Regions from separate parts of the Mus musculus genome. Here region 1 is linked to region 2. A link is a loop called in an ENCODE intact Hi-C map of the cell type or tissue named here. Cell type or tissue: heart. All regions are shown on one strand. Each heading gives the region's core, and the rest is flanking DNA. Links, peaks and the distances in the headings are about the cores only. Region 1 has its middle 240 kb from the start of Gm39256. Region 2 has its middle 47 kb from the start of Gm31225.

The links. Peaks named below come from ENCODE experiments on the same cell type or tissue, not always from the same donor. Only the 100,000 strongest peaks of a DNase experiment are listed, where the experiment ranks them.
Region 1: a loop joins it to region 2, with 3.0 times the contacts of the local background. A loop is called at or near these places in 2 of 42 quality-filtered maps.

Annotation. Positions count from the first base shown.
Region 1 is chr8:115,398,895-115,408,350 of GRCm38, forward strand. No RefSeq gene overlaps it. Among named protein-coding and RNA genes, the nearest start is that of Gm39256, 240 kb to the right of the region's middle. In heart, for the core only: a CTCF peak has its summit at 4,114 (motif pointing right); no DNase peak of the experiment used is centred there; H3K27me3 peaks cover 1,078 bases.
Region 2 is chr8:116,139,476-116,148,931 of GRCm38, forward strand. No RefSeq gene overlaps it. Among named protein-coding and RNA genes, the nearest start is that of Gm31225, 47 kb to the right of the region's middle. In heart, for the core only: a CTCF peak has its summit at 4,991; a DNase peak (open chromatin) is centred at 4,916; H3K27me3 peaks cover 405 bases.

The DNA of each region.
Region 1 (9,456 bases), core at 729-8,728, 740 kb before region 2:
CACTCCTGCCAGTCTTTTGTAGACCAGCCCCGGAGGGAAGGGTTTTACTACAGGCCTTCCATTGCATCAGGTGGGCGTTGGCTTCCTCTGGGCATAATTCTAAATTTACGTGCAGGAGCTCCATAGCTCAACCAGCTCTCAAGAACCAATGTATTCGTGATGGAGAAAAGAGAAACAGGAAAAGAGTTCTCGGTGGCTTGGAAGGCGACCTTCTGCTATTCATTAGTGACCCCAAAGAGTATGACTTGGAAGGTTCCAGATCAGTCCCACCCCTATCAGCTCCCTACACACATGCATACACACACACACACACACACACACACACACACACACACACACACATACTGGGATGGGAGCTAGGCAGTGAAGGGAAAATCCTATCAGAGCCCCAGGTGCTTGCTTTTCCACTTAGAAATATGGGAGTAGAGACGTCAGAAGACCAATAGTCTCAACAGCAACTGTCCCATGACATTTCTACGATACCATCCCGCAGGCACATAAATACCTTTAAATCTCAGAGTTTGTAAGCAAGCTGCTCTGATGCAACAGAAGTGTCCAGTCACTCTGTACATGTCAGCCAACCATCCCCTGAGCTGTAAAATATGAAAATTAACTTGTCTTCGCCTCCCAGGTTTTTTGCTCTCACTAACTAGGTAGATGTCAGCAGTGGTCACAGCCTGAATAACTATAGCATTAAAATGATGTCCAATTGTGGGTTTTATCACTTACACACCGCTCTGCTGATATTGATCAAAATGCATCATTAATATTGGTAAGGAACCATCAATAAATATACATCTGGCTGGTTAAGGTCAGTAAGTCATTTTCAATCAAACACCTGAAGCTGATAGGGGCATCTCTGGGGATCTTGCTTGAGACAGATATCCAGCAGTCTTCCTTCTTATGAGGGACCGTTTTCTTTCATAATGTTGTCCATAATGGGGTCAAGAAGCTTTTAGGGAGACCCCAGGGGAAAAAAATACCGATGGCTAGCCAAGGAACTTTCTCTGTTTCTTAGGTAAGTTCCAGGAAGGTGACCAGGTTGTCACCTGTAGGATGGAGTCACTGACTGCAAAGGAAATCAGGGTCCATATGGGATGTAAAATCAAGCAGAGGTTATTCTACCTTTCAGCAGCCCCAAACACGTCTTTTCAGTCAAACAAGGGTGGCTTGTTCTCCCAGACAGGGAACACGTGTGAGCCAGTGTTGGAGAGGGTGTTTAATGGAGGTAGAAGAAAACCCTTTTGAGTGACTGGCAGGCAGGGCCCCACCGGGGCGTCTCTGATGATAGATGTTCATCTTGATGTGGCCTGTGGGACTCTTCTGAACTCACCGGGGGACAGAGGCGTTGAGCAGCACAGTGCGCGTTTGTAGGTGTTTCTCTGCAGCGAACACCAGGCGGGAAAGCAGAAAAGCCCAAACCACTTCAAGTGGATTCTGATTCTAAAAGGCGCCACATGAAACAGGGCAGAAACCTAAGTCCCTCTGCATCCCAGCCCAAGAGTAACAGACAGAGAATGGGAGTGTCAGCCAGCTCCCTGCAACCCACCACTCCCTGAGGCCTGGTGTGTGCGGTTCCCACTGCCAACTGCTTCAGTGGAGGGAGGTGCTGATCACACCACCTCGCTAAGGACCAGACCACAGCGCTGTTCCAAGTAGGACATTTGTCACCTGTGACCACATAGCCACACCCACCATAGAACTTCCGGAGTTTGGGGTAGACATGGGAAGGTTATAGCATCAGGGGAGTCCCAAATACATGAAAACCTGAGGCTTAGAGTTAAATCATTCATTCATTCATTCCTCCAAATAGTGTATCATTCATTCACACATTAATTTTTTCCCTCTTAATTGTTCATCTGTTTATCTCTTATATAATGTTTGTGCGTATATATGTATGTATGTGTTTGTGTGCATGTATATGTGTGTGTCTGTGTGTATGATTGTGTGTATGTGTTTGTGTGAGTGTGAGTGTGTGTGTGTGTGTGTGTGTACATATTACAAAGTCTCATGTAACTCAGGTTAGTTTCTGCTTGCTGTCTCTCTCTGATTCCCTTCTTTTGGCCTTGCTGTTTATTGGCCAACTCCTGACACTGACTCCCTGCCAAAGTCTGATCAGAGGCTCTGAGCTTTGGTTATTTCAGGGCCCTCTTTCCTCCTGAGTTTCATGTAACCCAAAATGTTTCAAAGGCCTAAATCAACAAACATAAATGTAAGAAAGACGGCAGATTTTAAAACTTCAGTCTTCTGGATTTACTGGCAGTAACATGTGAAAATCTACCCCAAGTAGGAACTCTTGTATGCTGGTGTTGTTTTGTGGAGGGTCATAAGATACATTTAATCAGACATTTAGATCCTTAAATCCTCTTCTCAACTCCTTGGGAACTTGCTACTGTTTTAACTCCTGCCAGGGTACAGTGCAGCCCATTGGCTCCTGCAAAGACCCCAGCATCTATCCACAGGATGCTGAGAAAGGCAAGAGTCAGCCTGACTTTCTCATAGCAGCATGGGGCTCTGCATCCCAGTCTTCCCTGGTGATGAGTCCTGTTGCTGGGAAGACCAAGCACCATGTGTTTGGTGGCCCCAAAAGATACAACTTAGTACTTTACAGTGTGCATGTGGGTGTGCATGTGCACATCTCTGTGTGTGTCTGTCTCTATGTGTATCTCTCTGTGTGTGTGTATGTGTGTGTGTGTGTGTGTGTGTGTGTGTGGTGTGCCCATGCATGGATGTGAATGTGGAGGCCAAAAACTGATGCCAGTTCTTCTTCATCTCACTTGTTTGAGACAGGAATTGTCACTGAACCTAATGCTCACCACAGACTGGCCACTGAGCACTGGGGACCCAGGTGTCTCAGCCCTTCCTGTGCTAGAGCAAGAGCCACCATATGCAGATTTTCACGTGGATTTGGGGGACCCAAATTTAGTTCTTCGTGCTGGTGCAATACGCATTTTGCCCACTGAGCCATCTTCTCAGCCCTACTTTATATTTTTTGGACGTCAGAGCTCCTATTGGGTGCCATTGGACTGAAGCTGATGTGTTAGCAGGCAACCCTTCCCAATGCACTGAGGGGAGGACACTGGCTTGATGCGATGTCCCCTCCCCAAATCAGGAGTCAGGGCTGAATCCACAGTGCAACAAGGTTAGGGAATAGGGTTTAATGAGAGGCAATTAGATCATGAAGGCTTTGCTCTTTGGGTGATTAAGGTTGTTAACATGGGACTGGATTAGTCACCTTGAGTGGATCTGTTATGGATACAAGGTTGGTGACCCACATCTCTCCTTCTACTCTCTCTCTCTCTCTCTCTCTCTCTCTCTCTCTCTCTCTCTCTCTCTGTCTTCCTCTCCTCCCTTCACTCTGCTTCTTTCTCCTTGGAGACTATAGCCTGTCACACCAGAGCTCTTCAGTGGACATGAGTTCATTCTGAGATTCCCTTGGACAATCTAGACTTTGGGTCAGCTACACTACTGCCAAGCCTGGCTTCTCTTTCTGCCTTTTTGACTTGGGAGATACCACCACCAATGTACTCACAGATTGATTTTTAAACTTCTATCTTCTACAGGAAGACAAAGGGTGGTGGAGGACCATGGTGAAGAGTTGAAACACAGACCAGTTTGGAAACCCTGTCTTGGCTAAAAAAATAAATTTGAAATGGACCACAGCCTAACCCCAAGCCACTTTTAGAATGTCTGTGCCAGCGTGCAAGTCCCATCATCTGTGTACATTTAGGGACTTTTTATATAGCAGGTCCTTGACCCTTTGGACTGGTCTAAATGAATGTTTGAAGCAGGCCTCCTTGGGATTTGGGGGCCTGACCACAGATTCGTCATCTGAGAAAGCCAGGCTGTGAAAGGAGCTAATGTTTACCCACCGTTCCAGAGCCGCCATTTCTCCGTCTTTCCGTCTCTTGAAATATTTCCCTGGGGAGAAGTCTACATTACACAAGCTGGAGGAAGCTTGGGAAAGCATCAAAAAGGACAAATGTACGTGTAGCTGTAAAAGAAGCCTTTAAAAAGTCTGGATAGTACCCAAACCAGGCAACGTTGGGTACGTCCAAGTGGAGGGCATGATCTTTAGCAGAACAATTCCTGACTCGCCTATCTCTTCCAGCAGAGGGAGCTGCTCTGTGGTCCCAGTCCTAGGTCCCTGTGGAATGAGGGTCATTACAGTGGTGACAGTAACACTCTGGTAGAAAGGAGTACAGTTTCTCAATATTTTCCTAGGGTCTCCTTGATAAATGAGCACAGACAGTGGAGCTCAAAATAGCAGGAATCTATTCTTTCCCATGTCTGATACCAGATATCTGAACTGAAGGAGACTCCAGTAGAGAACCCATCTTTGTCTCTTCCAGCTTATGGTAGTGGCCAGTGATCCTCAGAAACGTTCGACTTCCCATTGCATCGCTATAGAGTGAAACCTCACGTGTCATTTCACCCTTGATGATCAGTGCTATCTTTTTCATCTCCACTAATACAGAGGGAAACAGGGGGTTACCTGTACCTTCTACAGGGTTAAAATAGGTGATGGTTTTAGAAACAGTACAGGCACTACAAAATCAATTGGTCTTTGCTGTGTGACCAGATGGAAGTGATCTTACACTTCTATGTCTCCATCTTTGAAACTGGAGGTGACTTTTGTTGTTGTTGTTGTTGTTGTAATTTGACAGAAGTGCATAAGTATGCATAAATATGACCATTACTCAATTCAACAATTAGGAGACTGACTAGCTAAGACATTCTGGCCCACAGAATGTGCTGTGTTGGTGTGGAAAGAGGGGAAGAGCATTTGTGAATCAATTTGGAAGGGCATCAGCTGAGAATGCAGCCCCAGAGCCCTGTCCACAGGCCTGGTCCAGAAGGAGAATATCTTCATGCTGTTCTTAAATGCAGTCTGGGCTTGTAAACTTTGTGGGGCTGCAGCCCCATACTAAGGAACATCTCTTTTCCATTCGTAGGGAAATGAAACGGTTAATTAGGAGCAGGCAGAGCTGTCCCGATGCTGCCCATTTGGGTTCAGAGGCAAAAGTGAGAAATGAGGGTACCAGCTGATTGGCATTCTCAGTCCAGAGGCCAGGTGTAGCTGTGCCTCTCGTGAGGACAAGAAACACTCAGGCATCCTTTAGGTGCAGGCTTGTGATTCTTTTGTTATTTTTCTGAAACTGAAAAATGGTGGGGTTTTTTTGTTTTGTTTTGTTGTTTTAAATCAATGCTACCTTCTTACAGGAAGTGAAAATCTTTGTGCTTTGCTGGAGGAGAGAGAGGAAAAGAAATAAGCAAAACTTTCCAAGATTTCTCTCTTGCAAAGCCTCTGGCTTGAGTTCCCATCAGCTTTTTCTTTCCCCTAAGCACTCTAGTAGAGCCTTCGGTTCAGAAAATAGAGGCTGCTGACTTTCAAAGTCCTTCGGAAGCAAGGGGGCTCCTGCAACTGTGCTTTTTCCTTAGAGCGAGGCAGTGGAGGGCTTGGGATCTGTGGGTAGAAGGACCCCAACATTTCAAAACCTGAGCTTTGCTCTCGCCATCATTTAAGCACTAAGGAAACTCTCTAAACTACCCCAAAAGGAAGCATGCTGCCCGTGGGACAGAGGGTAACCTCATGTCTTCCTGTCTTCTACCTGCCCCACGTGTCGGCCATTAGCAACTGTAGGTCTTAGGACCAGCTCCTTTGAAAGTGTATATAGAGATGAAAGTAGACCCTAGCTCTCTTGCCTGGGAATAAGGCTACCAGAAGCAGCAAGCTGAAACAGGGAGAATCTGAAATTTGCGATCCTGTTCCAGACTCCAGAAATGTGTGTATGGAGGATACAGTGTGCTTTTTATTTTCAGGGGTATATGCTGTGAATTTGGAATAGAGTTGATATTTAATTCTTATGTCTAATTTGCTCTCTGGGGTACTAATATCTGTATCAATGTATGCTGTATTTTGTATTTGGGGGGACAGGAGGCTGGCCTCCACTACGCAGCCATTCTCATACACCTGTCTCCTAAGTGCTCACATTAGAGGAACATGCCACCATGCCTGGTCTGATTCTAGCAACCTTTTAGAGAGAAGAGCCCCCAAGTATGAAGAAACTGGTAGAATTAAGAACTACTTTTTCTACTTTTCTCATGCATACCCTTATATCCATAGGCTGGGTCCTGTGTACCTGTATTTTCCCCCCTTTGGTCTGTCTGTCTGTGTCTCCGTGAGTCCTGCTATCCTCTTGAGAGATGCAAGAATGAAAGCAATGGCCATCTCAGGTAGGAGGAAATGCGATCATCATCTCAAAGAGGCTCCTTCTTTAGAGAGGAACATGTACAGAGCTCAGCACGTCTTCGACAAACACACTCTGGGGATTTGCTCTTTGAGTCAGGACAGGGGCCAGAGACAATGTAGATACCTGCTGTGGCTAGAACCTTAGGTATAGGAAGATGAACATTTGGAAAGGGAGTAGCTCAGCCTTAGATCTCAAACGTGAGTCTAGAAGGCCATGTCCTGCAGGCTCTGTCTCCCCTCCCCCCATCCCACAAGCACAGCCTCTTTGGGATTAGGCACCCTCACCTCTGTCTCTGATATTAGCATCCCGTGGCTGCCTCAGGCTCTCCCCCATTCTTAGAAAGACTCTGGACTTTTGCACCCAAAACCCCTGTGAAGACCTGCCTTTTGTCGAGCCAGAGCATGGGACAATGTGGGGGAATTCCAGTGCCATCTTCATGTGAAGGTCACCTAAATCACACTGATTTGGAAAATGTTATAAAGAAAAGGCTCACTCAGGATGCTGTAGGGGCCTCAGGGGTGGTCAAAGACTTGGCTGTGAAATAGAGGCTTAGTAGACTCTGCCATCCTTTCACTGTAGGGCAGTTCATCTGAAGATGATGCTGTGATGTTGCCAGTGATGAGGCCACAGGAAGACCCTGAAGTTGTCTTAAGCTGCTCTGTTAACCAACAGTGATTTTTGGCTTTCATTGATCAGGGAGAAAATTACACTGAAGAAAATCCAAAAAAGGTTAACCTAGCTGACTAGGCATGTGTGACCTTCCATGCTAGAAGTGGTGGAAGTTGCTCTATAAATTATATTTTACATTTGTTTTCTAATTGCATGTTTTAAGTTTTTGTTAGGATAATTTTATACATAGATGTTATTGTATTTTGTTTGCATTCATCTCCTATCATCTGTGTGTTTGTGTGTGTGTGTGTGTGTGTGTGTGTGTGTGAATGTGTGCACTATGGACAAAACATATATCCTAATATAAATAGATAGATGACAGATAGATAGATAGATAGATAGATAGATAGATAGATAGATAGATAGATAGATAGACTGTCATACAGGATTATCTTATGAGCCAAACTACCATGACCTTCATGAATTCAGCTGGGCCTGTTCAAAAGAAAAAAAAAAAGAAAAAAAAGAAAGAAAAGAAAAAAAGAAAGGAAGAAAGAAAGAAAGAAAGGAAGAAAGAAAGAAAGAAAGAAAGAAAGAAAGAAAGAAAGAAGGAAAGAAAGAAGAAACATCTAGCTGGACTTACTGATAGTTGATGAGTGTCCCCTCTTAGAGGGAGGGGCTTGAGAAGGTCTTGAGACCCTCCTCTGAGTATCCAGGCACCTCTCCCAGCCAACTTTGTTCAAAACTTCCCTAATTCCGTGCCATCTTCTGGAGAAGCTAAGGGGGATATAGTCTGGGAGGACTAAAGGAAGGGTGCTCCACTGACAAATCTGTGAGGAAGCCATGCTAGGTGCAGACCTTCCAGCGAGAATGCTCTAGGTCACCCACACTTCTGCCCATCCCTCATCCCTCATGCCCTGTAAGTAGCCCTAATAAACTCATTGGTTCCCCATTGTGACATTTGATGGATGGGACTCTGGTTTGTTTTGGGGAACCTTGTGAGAAACATGGGGTACCTGTCTTTCTTTTCCATTTCTTGCTCTCCCCTCCACTTATTATCAGCCCCCTTCTTCTCTCTAAAGAGTCTCCCTGCTATTTTTTATTTAAGCCTAGATTCCAAATGTGAGAAATAAAAAGCTAATATTTGTCTTTCTGAGTCTGGCTCTAAGTAGAACTTTTCTAAGCAGCCTTATTTTTTAGTTGTCCTGGAGAAGGGGACTTCAGCAGCCTCCGAGGGTCAAAAAGACTTGGCAGCCTACGCATATAAGAATTGCAAATCAAAGTACAAAACTATTAACAACAATAATTTTGCAAATATGTTCACAAGAGTCTGTGAGACAGGCTCATATTCTAATAGCTTTGGTAACTCTGAGGTTCTACAAGCAAATCAAGAAACAAGGTTCAGCTTGGGGCCAATTACATCTCAATTGTCTTTCTACTTCTAGGATAAGATACTGGTAATTGACAAGGCAATAGTGACTTATAAAAGAAAGCATTTATTTAGGGCTTACAGGTTCAGAGGGTTAGAGTCCATGACCATCATGGCAAGGAGCATAGCAACAGACAGGCAGGCATGGGGATAGAGCGGCAGCTAAGAACTTACATCTGATCCACAAGCACCATGCAGAGTGAGCTAACTGGGAATGGCATGAGCTTTGGAGACCCCCAAAGCCCATCCTTAGTGACAAACCTCCTCCATCAAAACCATATCTCCTCATCCTTCCCAAATAGTTCCATCCAACCAGGGACCAAACATTCAAACACAAGTACCTATACAGAGTATTCTCATTCAGTCTTCCATACCGCCTAAACCTATTCTCCCACTCCGAGGGGTAGAATGGTCTATCTTCACATCAATTTGATTAGATGTGGTTTTACTTCTGGCTTCAGAGAAATTTAACTGAGGAGAAGGGCTCCATTCTAACTGTGGGAAGTATCAGTTCAATGAAATGAGATGGCTAAAGAGGGGGAAGTGAGCTGAGTGCCAACTTCCTCTCTGATTCCTGACCACTGATGCAGTCGGTGGGACCAGCGGCTGCCTTATGTTCCTGTCCCCATGTCTCCCTGATATGGTAGACCTTCAATTGTTGAACTAAAATAAACCCTACTTTTCCTCAACTGTTTTTTTTTTTCCCAGAGCAATGCAAAAGGTAATGGATACAAGGACTCACACATACTTATCTCACCATGCAATGATATCATGTGCATGCTATATGAATGGATAGGGGCAGCTGAGCAACAGATAAAGGTACCATAGCTAAAGCAATAGCAATGTGACTCCCCTCGGTCTCTGAAGCTAGAAGAATTGAGCCAGGTATTACCCAAGCAGTAACCTCCCTTCAGAACAATCAAGAGGGGTTATGGAACCCGGGGAACTTGTGACTTGGAACATTGGGATCAGCATACTCCAACAATAAAGGGTTAAAGGGTGACATCAAGTTCAGTGACTCTGCGCCTTCACTGGGGACATCTGTCTTTTCTACGTGGTGAAGAGACTTTGCATGGACTTGACATTGGGTAATGTCTCCTCGAGGTTATGAGACTGGGGAGCTTGCAAGATTCTTTCTCTTACCTTTGAGATTAGGGAAAAATT
Region 2 (9,456 bases), core at 491-8,490:
GCTTCATTTTTGTCTTTAGTAATTGTGTGTCCATAATGAATGGCCATTCTTATTCCCCCATTGAGCCCTGGCAGAAATTAATAAACCTAATTCTGTAGGTTTAAGTTTAATTTTGTTGAAATATATAAAGTAGTTACATATTCACTTAGCAGTGAGCCAAGATACAGTGGCCTTGAGCTTCTTGGGAACTTTCTAGTGTATGTCTTGCTTTCTAGATTTTTCTCCCTTCTTATACCTTCTTCTCTTTGTGGTCTTAGCTGGGAGTCTTGTTTGTGGTGTTGTTGGAGAATAGGCATGACCACAGAAGTGGAACAGTGGCTGGGGTGAATGTAAAGGTTCCATTATATATGGTGAGGTCATCCTCCAAGAATGGCTGTGAATGGTTGCTGAGCACTGCCTTGCTGGGTCACAGTCTGACCAAGAAAGTATGTGATGAAGGGATGGAAGAAAGGAACCCATCACAAGACAGAAGATCTCCAGCAATAAGTAATATCGATATCCTGGGCTCCAGGCACCATAGCTCAATGTCCATGAAGACTAAGACTTGGGACATTAGGAGAGATACAAACAAGTCATATTGGCTTGGGACCACCTCTGACTGCTTAGCCTATTTGTAGTAGCCTATAAATAAATACCTTTTCTGAAGAAAGTCAGCCACACCCAGTTTCTGTTCCCTCTTTCCATTCCTCTTCCCTCTCTTCTTTTTCTCTCTCCAGCTCTCCTTCCTCATGTGCATGAATCCATTCAATAAATAATAGGCTCTATTGCATGTTCTCAAAAGAGAAGTGGATAATACAAAGAGAGACTCCTTCATTGTGATGTTTAACACTTTTTTTTTTTTTTTGGAGGAAAAGGTAACTCATAAATCAAATAATGGTATGATTTCCAGAGTTGTGTGGAGCAGACACATAGCAAAAGGATTCAGATGAATACTTGAATCTCTAAATTCTTCCTCGAAGAGTCTGCAACCTAGCTGGAGTCTAAGAGCTGCAGGACACATCTGAAGGCAGAGTAGAGAGGGAGGAAGGAGTGCTATTGTATGGATACCTTCTGATGCTCTACACAGCACAGAGCTATAGTTAATAACAACTCATTTCAAAACAGCTATCAGAGAAGAGTGTGAATAGTCTTTGCATAAATAAATGGTGTGTGTGTGCGTGTGTGTGTGTGTGTGTGTGTGTGTGTGTGTGTGTGTTGTGTGTGTGTGTCCCCAAATTGATGAGTACACCATCATTCTGACCTGATCATGGCATACTTACCGTGCCCACAACCTGAGTTTGACTCTGTGCCCCAGAAATTGGTACAAGTATTAAGTATCAATCAATGTGAAAAATAATTGTATTTTAAAAAGATATCCAGGACTCATATGAGACTGAGTTTCATCACAGTAGCCACAAAACAAGGACACCATCAAAACCCCTAAGAGACTTGCCCAGTGCTGCCAGCGTGAGCCCTCCTGCTTTTACCTTCTCCATTGTCCTTTCTACCTTCTGTCCATTATTAGAGGTGTCTTTTTTATTTGGGTTTGATTTGGCATGGTCTGGCTCTGTAGCCCAGGCTGGCTTATAAGTCTGAACTTTAGATCTTCTCGCCCCAGTCTCCCCTTTCTAGGAGTATAGGCATGAACCACCATGCCCAGCTTCTCTCTGTTTATGGAAGTTTCTTGTAGTCAATTGGTTGTACTTGAGCAATCATCCCCACACTCTTACTGAGGGAGCCCTTTACTCTATGAAAGTAGCTTCATTTCTATAAACGTACACAGTACTTCTGACCACAGGCAGGGGTCAGCTGCCAGTGCCGCTGAGTCTCTCTATCATAAAGCCTCTATGGTCTGCACTGATCTGATTCTGCTCCTAGAACTTGTATAGAATGGTGTGAACGTGAGGAGTGGGCTGATGGCACCTGCAAGGAAGGAAACACAGACTCACGGCAGAAGGGGTGGAGGACACAAGAGTCTGCTCCCTTTGGGTACAGGAGGTTGAAGTTCCCTTTATGCTTTTGATGGTTTCAAGTTGAAATACACAGTTGGTTTATAGGTGAAACGTGATGTTGATAAGTACTGGAGATTATCTGGCACGGATCCCATGCCCCAGCTCTGCTCCTTACTTTCTGAACCCTGCCCTCTTAGCTGGGACCTTGACTCTGACAAGCTACACGGTTCCTTGTAATAGACATCATTTGTCCTTTTGAACCACCTGCTCCCCACAAACACTGCAGAGAAAAACCATATTCTGAGAGACCTAGCGTCAGCAGCCTGAGTTTTGGTTCCCCTCCTTCACATTAGCATCAAAACAAGCAAAAAACAAAACAACCCAAATAAACAACCCCCCCCCCCGTCATTCCAGAGACCCAAAGCAGTCCTCATCTCAAGGGACATGGATGCCAAGCCTAGTAATAAGGGACTGAATTTGGCATCTACCCTTGACCAAGAGGTTTTTTTTCCCACCCCTCCCAGATGTTCAGGGAGAAAGAAAAGTTCTAGGGAGTGGTTCCTTGTGGACATGGGGATACACAGTGGCCCTTATATGCCTGGTGGGCAAGCTATGGGTATTTCTCCTGCTTATCCAAGATGGTGAAACCAGAGGGTTTAAAACAAAGACACTCTTCCTAAAAACATTCTGTGTGAGATAAAGTAGTAAAACTGAAAACACCTGAACTGAATCTCTAACTGCCCAAGATCCATCAATCTATCTATCTATCCATGTGTATATCCATCCAGTCAGCCTTCTACCAACCTTCAGTCTATCCATCTCTCAATATGGCCATCTACCCATCCATCCATCCATCCATCCATCCATCCATCCATCCATCCATCTATCCATCCATCCACTCATCCATCCATTCTTCCACTCAACCAATGGCTCATACCCATCTATCCATCCATCCATCCATCCATCCATCCATCCATGAATCCATCCATGGAGACTTACTGAGCTTATTTTAGTAGCTGGGATTTCACAGTGAGCCCAACAGACACAATGTCTGCCTCTCCACATTCTTGGTTGCAGAGGGTCATTTGAGTAATTAAGAAGCTGATAGCACCACAGGAATGATATAAGAGGAGTTCAAGGTACAGAGAGAGAGAGAGAGAGAGAGAGAGAGAGAGAGAGAGAGAGAGAGAGAGAGAGAGAGAGAGAGAGAGAGAGAGAGAGAGAGAAAGAGAGAGAGAGAGAGAGAGAGAGAGAGAACAGGCAACATACACATAGCTCAGTCTTGGACTCACTGGTCACAGTTTCTCCTTCTCTCTCCCCCTTCTTTCCAAGAAGAATCGACCTTGTAAAAGAATCATGGCACTGGGCAGGTTGGGAGAGTGGAAAGAAAAGAAGATTCAAATATTCACTGAGCACAGACTGCATACCAGACATGGGTCATGGTGCCTGCCACTTAACAGACATCCCTTCGATTAGTGTTCACAGGATGCAAGAGAACAGAGGCCCAGTGTAATTAAGCTGCTCACCCAGGGGCTCAAAGATGGTCCAGGCTTTCTCTGATTCTAGTTCCCTACATCTTTGCTTTCTTCCAAGAGTTCCCTCTTCCATGCCTCTTGTGAGTACGTACTACAAGAGGGAAGGTCAAGAGGCAGGGACAAAATTCTCAGAGCTTGGGGCAGAGGATAAACAAAGAGGCCTTTGATTCTTCTTGTCCATCAGAGACAAGGTCTGGGAATAGCTCAGCTACGGGTGGCCTCAGGGGTCATAGAGCCCCAGTGTAGCCACCTCACTCTAGTCCAAAGCATACAGTCTTCCTGCAGTGTTGACTCCCTCTGACTCAGACATCTGAGACTCCAGGACAGATCCCTGAGGTAGGCCTGATTCTAAGCCCCTTCTAACCCTCAAGGTTCCCTAAGACAAGGAAAGTGTTACCTAAGGGCCTATACACTCACAGACACACACACAGATACACATACATACCACAAACACACACATACTACACACACCACAAACACACACATACACACACACAACACATACACCACAAACACACACACTACTCACACACATACACACACCACACACACACCCCACAAACACACACATAAACACACATACCATACACACCACAAACACACATACACACACACAATACACACACCGCAAGCACACATACCACTCATACACATACACACATCCCACATCACACACACTCCACAAACATATACATATTATACACACCACAAACACACACATACATATGCACACTACACACACCACAAACACACACACATGCCACTCATATACACACACCCTGCTCCACACACAGACATAAACACACACACACACACACACACACACACACACACATGCACACACGCACACACACACATACTGTGCAGTGTGAGAATCAAAGTCCCTAGGGACTTTGTCAGCTCTCAGCTCTTACTTATCCACACCCTGACTGTGGAATGGAACGTTCCTGGAGATGGGGTCAGAGGGTACAGAGTGAGGCCTTCACCTGAACCTGGAGGGGCTGAAAGCTGCTTCCATCCGAGCTCTGCTGGGATTTCCTTTACACTGCCCCAGCTCTGGGTCTCTTTTCTCACTATTTTTACTCATGTAAATGTGGCTCAGATCCCTGCCAACACGCTCCGCGTGTAATGTTGTTTAATAACTCCAGCCACCTCCATGAAATATTCATTATTCTCCTCTCCGTTGGAGTGTTCACCCAGGTTCCCAGAAATTTCTCTAGCTCTTGTTTTCAAGACAGCCCCCTAGCAGGAGAGCCCTGCGGGAGGGCCTGGACTCCCCATCTGAGGCTGACTGAGGAACTTGGGGTGCCTCCAGAGATTAAGGCCAAGGGCTCACCTTTGCTGGTTTCTCAGGGTAGAACCTACAGGGCTCCAAACAGTGTGCAGGAGCAGGATGAGTCAGCCCCCACTCCAGGGAAGGGAGCAACCTTTCGTTTTCAGATGAGCATCCGGCTTACTCAGCTGCAGTAGGCAGGCATCAGGACTTGGCTTCTGACACCTAGGCAAAGAGCGCCGCCTGTTGAATGCTGGCAATATGTGTTTCCTCCAGAGCTCCGGGCTGGACCCTGGGCTTCCTGCAGGGTCTCCTGAGCCCCCTCCAGTCAAAAAGGGGAAAGCAGGTTGCTCTCCACTGTATAGATTTTTTTGCTGACCATGCATGAAATAAGGCTAAAGCCCTGGATAGATTTTGCAAGCTAGAGAAAAAGGAGTCTACTTGTGATAGCCTATCAGATGATTAGGGATTCTCTATCTCTCTTTCTGTCTCCCCTCTCCCCTCTTTCTTCTTCCTGTCTTTCCTCCTATATATCTCTCTGTCTCTCTGTCTCTCTCTCTCTCCATAAGAGACATCCCACACTCTCTGTGGGTACCATTGGAGTTAATTTATTGAAGTAGGGTTAAAAAAACAAAGAAAAGAGTGACCACATGCGCAAGAGAGTCAACCTAGCATCCCAAAGTGGACCCATCTGAAGCATCCGCCTATGGATGAAAACCTTGAAAGAAAACCTCCCACACAGCCAGTCATGCCTCCAAGGGAAACTAAACCATGTCCTGCCATCTCTCCCCTCAGGTCACTCCTACCACCTCCACCTGTCAGTGGGCAACATACACATGGAACCATCCATTGGACATCGTGTTCCTGTGCCCTGAAGTCTACTTCCTATGATGCACTCCTTCTGGCACTGTTATGAACCACACTTCTCATAAATGGGGGGAGAGGGGCAAGATCATATAACTGGGGACAAGAGACATGTTGCAAACCACTGAATTCGTCCTTGGCATTTTTGTAATCAAATAAGGATTAGCAAAAAGTCAGTCATCAGCCAGAGGGTACACAGCAGGGATACCCTTGTATCAGAAGACAAGGTTCCTTCAGTGCCTGCCACAGAGTACAGAGGACTCAGCACCTGACCAGGACCTAAAATGTGGTTACCACGTATCATGCCACAGAATCCCCGGAGCAAGCTTTTCACTACGATCCTTGATGTACATCCCTGTTTGCTGGCATCTCCATTACTTAGCACAGCAATTTTACACTGTGTTCTCATCCCAAAAGAAAAAAAACATGGAAATCATGGGGCTGGAGAGATGACTCAAAGTGTGAGAGTGATTTCAGGGCCATCAGGAGGTCTTGAGTTCAGGTCCCAAGACATAAATGAAGAACCAAAGTGTGGCACCACATACACCTACAACCCCAGTGTTGCTGGGGACAGGGGCTTTGCTGACCTAGCTGAGCTCTAGATTCAGTGAGAGATCTTATTAGGAACAAAGGAATAAGGTAAAGAATGATAGAGGCTCTTCTCTGGCCTCTGCTTGCCTATGTAGGTGTATGCATGCACATAGACAAGAGGATACATGTACATACACACACACACACACACACACTGAAATAACTTATCAAGCTCTGATTCTCTCACTGCATATGATGGAGCTCAGTAAGATGAAATATGGAAGATTTCATAGTACCGGTTCCTTATAGAATATCCCATGATAGAAGGCATCTATTGGTCACACACCTGGGTTTTAGAACTAGATGGGCCAGGATTGCATGTTCACCCCTAGCACTTAGGAATGTTGTTGGTTTGAATGTGAAGTGTCCCGAAAGGCTAACATATTTGAACAGTTGGTTCCAGGTAGTAAAGCCAATTGAGAAGGTTATAGAACCGTTAGGAGGCACAGTCACTATGGGAAGTCAGTCACTGGGACCTGCTAGTTTTCTCTCTCTGTTCCTGAGTGTATATGAAATGTGACCAGCCAGCTTCTGGCTACTGCCACTGTGCCATCCCTGCCTGATGCCATGTGACCCACCCTGATGAACTGTATCCCCTGGAACTGTAAGCCAAAAGTAAACCCTTTCTCCTTTAAGTTGCTTTGCCGGGTTGCTTTTATCACAGCACCAGGAAACTAACTAATGTAGTTGCCTTTAGATCAATGGCTTTCAACCTGTGGGCCAAAAGTGCCAGCCTGGGTTCAAGTCTCAGATATCCTGCATATCAAATATTTACATTACAACTTGCAACAGTAGCAAAATTACAGTTGTGAAGCATCAATGAAATGATGTTATGGTTGGGCGTCAGCATAGCATGAAGAACTGTGTTCAAGGGTCACAGCGCCAGGCAGGTTGCGAATCACTGCTTTATATGATCTTGCTCAACCTCAGTTTTCTACGCTGTGAACACAGCAGATTGTAACCAAATTCTGCATTAGTGAGGTGAGACATAACTATTTAGCAAGCATCCTGTGACAACCCGTTATTACTATCATGTCTGTGGTTGCAAGCATGTCCACAAAGAGATGACTGACTAACTTGATGCAGCTCACTTCCCTCCAAGAGACATCATCATGCAGACAGAGCACTGGTAGATGAGAATGTTCAGAAAGGGAGAAACCAAATCTCCCTCGAGGAGCTGGATGAGAGCTTCCAGGTCATGTGTCTCTGTGCATACCACAGCATTCTGGTGCCTTAGGGCCCAGTTTATAGCCCCCGGCCCAGGGATAAACCTCCTCCAGCACTCTAGAGACAGTGAGTGACTTATTTGCATGAGAACCCCTGACCACCTTTGTTAGAGACAGCCCAGCTTTCCAGTTACCATCTGGAGGTGCCCCAGCCTTTTCTTCAAGCTCGGGGAGGCATGGTGAAACCCAGGTTGTCATGCAGCAGCCTTTGTGTGCTGGCTGGAGGCACCATAGCCTCTTCCCTACTGACTGGAATACAGATGAGAAGATTAATATTCCCCATGACTCCTCCCACTGCAGGTGACCACTATGACCTGAGACTTTACAGTCTAAGCTTTGTACCCAGCACCGTTGACAGTAACACCGAGAATCTTGTTTATAGACATTCTGTTCTAGGAGTCTACTCACTGGATGCTTCCTTGTGCGGATCCTTCTCAGCTGATTAACAGTGGGTGTCAATACCAGTCCTAGTGTCCACACTGGAGAATCACAGACTCGGACACAGTCTACTCCATAGTGGATGTCAGAGTGTTAGCAACCAAGCATCTCTACTGTCTACCCCAGGGACCCAGTGACAGCAGGATACATCATCACTAGCTGCCAAAATGCCACACATTCCCACTGTCACCACATCCTCCCACTGGGCATTTGCCACACCCCCTTTAAAAGGCCAGTCCTTCCTCTTCCTGCTTTTTTCTTCTCCCCCCCCCACCCTCACCCAGAGACAGCCTCTCTATACCCCTTCCCCAGTAGCCCTCCCATGTGAGACCTGGTGTAACTTTACGGCATCCATCACATAGATCACAACACAGAGTCGTGTGTGTGTGTGTGTGTGTGTGTGTGGGTGTGTGTGTGTGTGTGTGTACATGACATGTACATACCATAGTACAAGTGTAAAGGTCAGGAAATCCTATGACGGAGTTGATTCAATCCTTGGGACCCACATAGCAGAAGGAGAAAGCCAATGTCTGCAAGTTGTCTACTGACACATACACCCTCATTTCTTGCTTGACCATGGTTACCCCCACATGGAACAAACAGTCACACCGAGCCTCCTGGACAAGTTTCTCCAACCAGTTGAATCCAGTCCCCTACTCAAAACCGATGACATCACATCTTTGCAAGATTCAAATGGCTCCCTTGTTTTTTGTAAAGTTTTCTCTGTGCTTCCAGGCATAAAAAGACATCCCCCCCAAAACCCATCCCAATGTTTAGCAATAATAATTATATTGACCATCCTAGTAATCAAGACACATTGAGTCTTATCATGTGCTCAGAGAGCATTCTGAGTATTTACCATGGACTACTCCAGGATTCATTGCTGGGTGGTTAAACGATCAGTTAGCATGTGCATCTGTCCCCACTCCTCAGTTCCAAAGCCATAGCAGAGATGGCGTTGCCTCCTTCTTCCTCTCCTTCCACACCCCTGCCACCCCTAGTCACTAACACAATGCCTGGCACAGAGCACAATGCAATCTGCTCTGTCATGGAGATCATGACCTGCCCTGCACTCATGACTCAGCCAAGCCGATTCAGAGCTGTGTGTGAAGTGACTGCAGAGCTGAGCACAGACCAGCTAATCCCAAGGTAGGCCTCCCTGGGGCGGTCCCCACCCGGGAGAAAAGCTACAAAGTGACCTGGCCCAACATCTCTTGATCACCAAGACCCAGCCTCTCCCTTCTCTACTATTATTTATTCCCAGGTTTCTACACACATCATCTCATTTAATCCTCTTATTTTAGGCCTGAGAAAACTAGAGGCAGAGTCTCTTCTTTGCAGGTCACTCTCAAAGGGGGAAACAAACCAGGCATTTAGCAAGCCCAAAGAGGCTGAACCTCTGTGCTTGCCTATCTGGCCTGCACTGCTTGTGCCTTTTCTGTTTTCTGAGCCCTCAAACTATCAGTAACAAACATAATCCCTGGGAGGGAAAAAAAAAAAAAAAAGATGGTCTCAATGGAATGGTGATGTGTGAGCCTCTGGTGTTTGCCCCAACGAAAGCAGGAAGTGGAGTGGGGTGGAGAAATGGCATCTTGCCT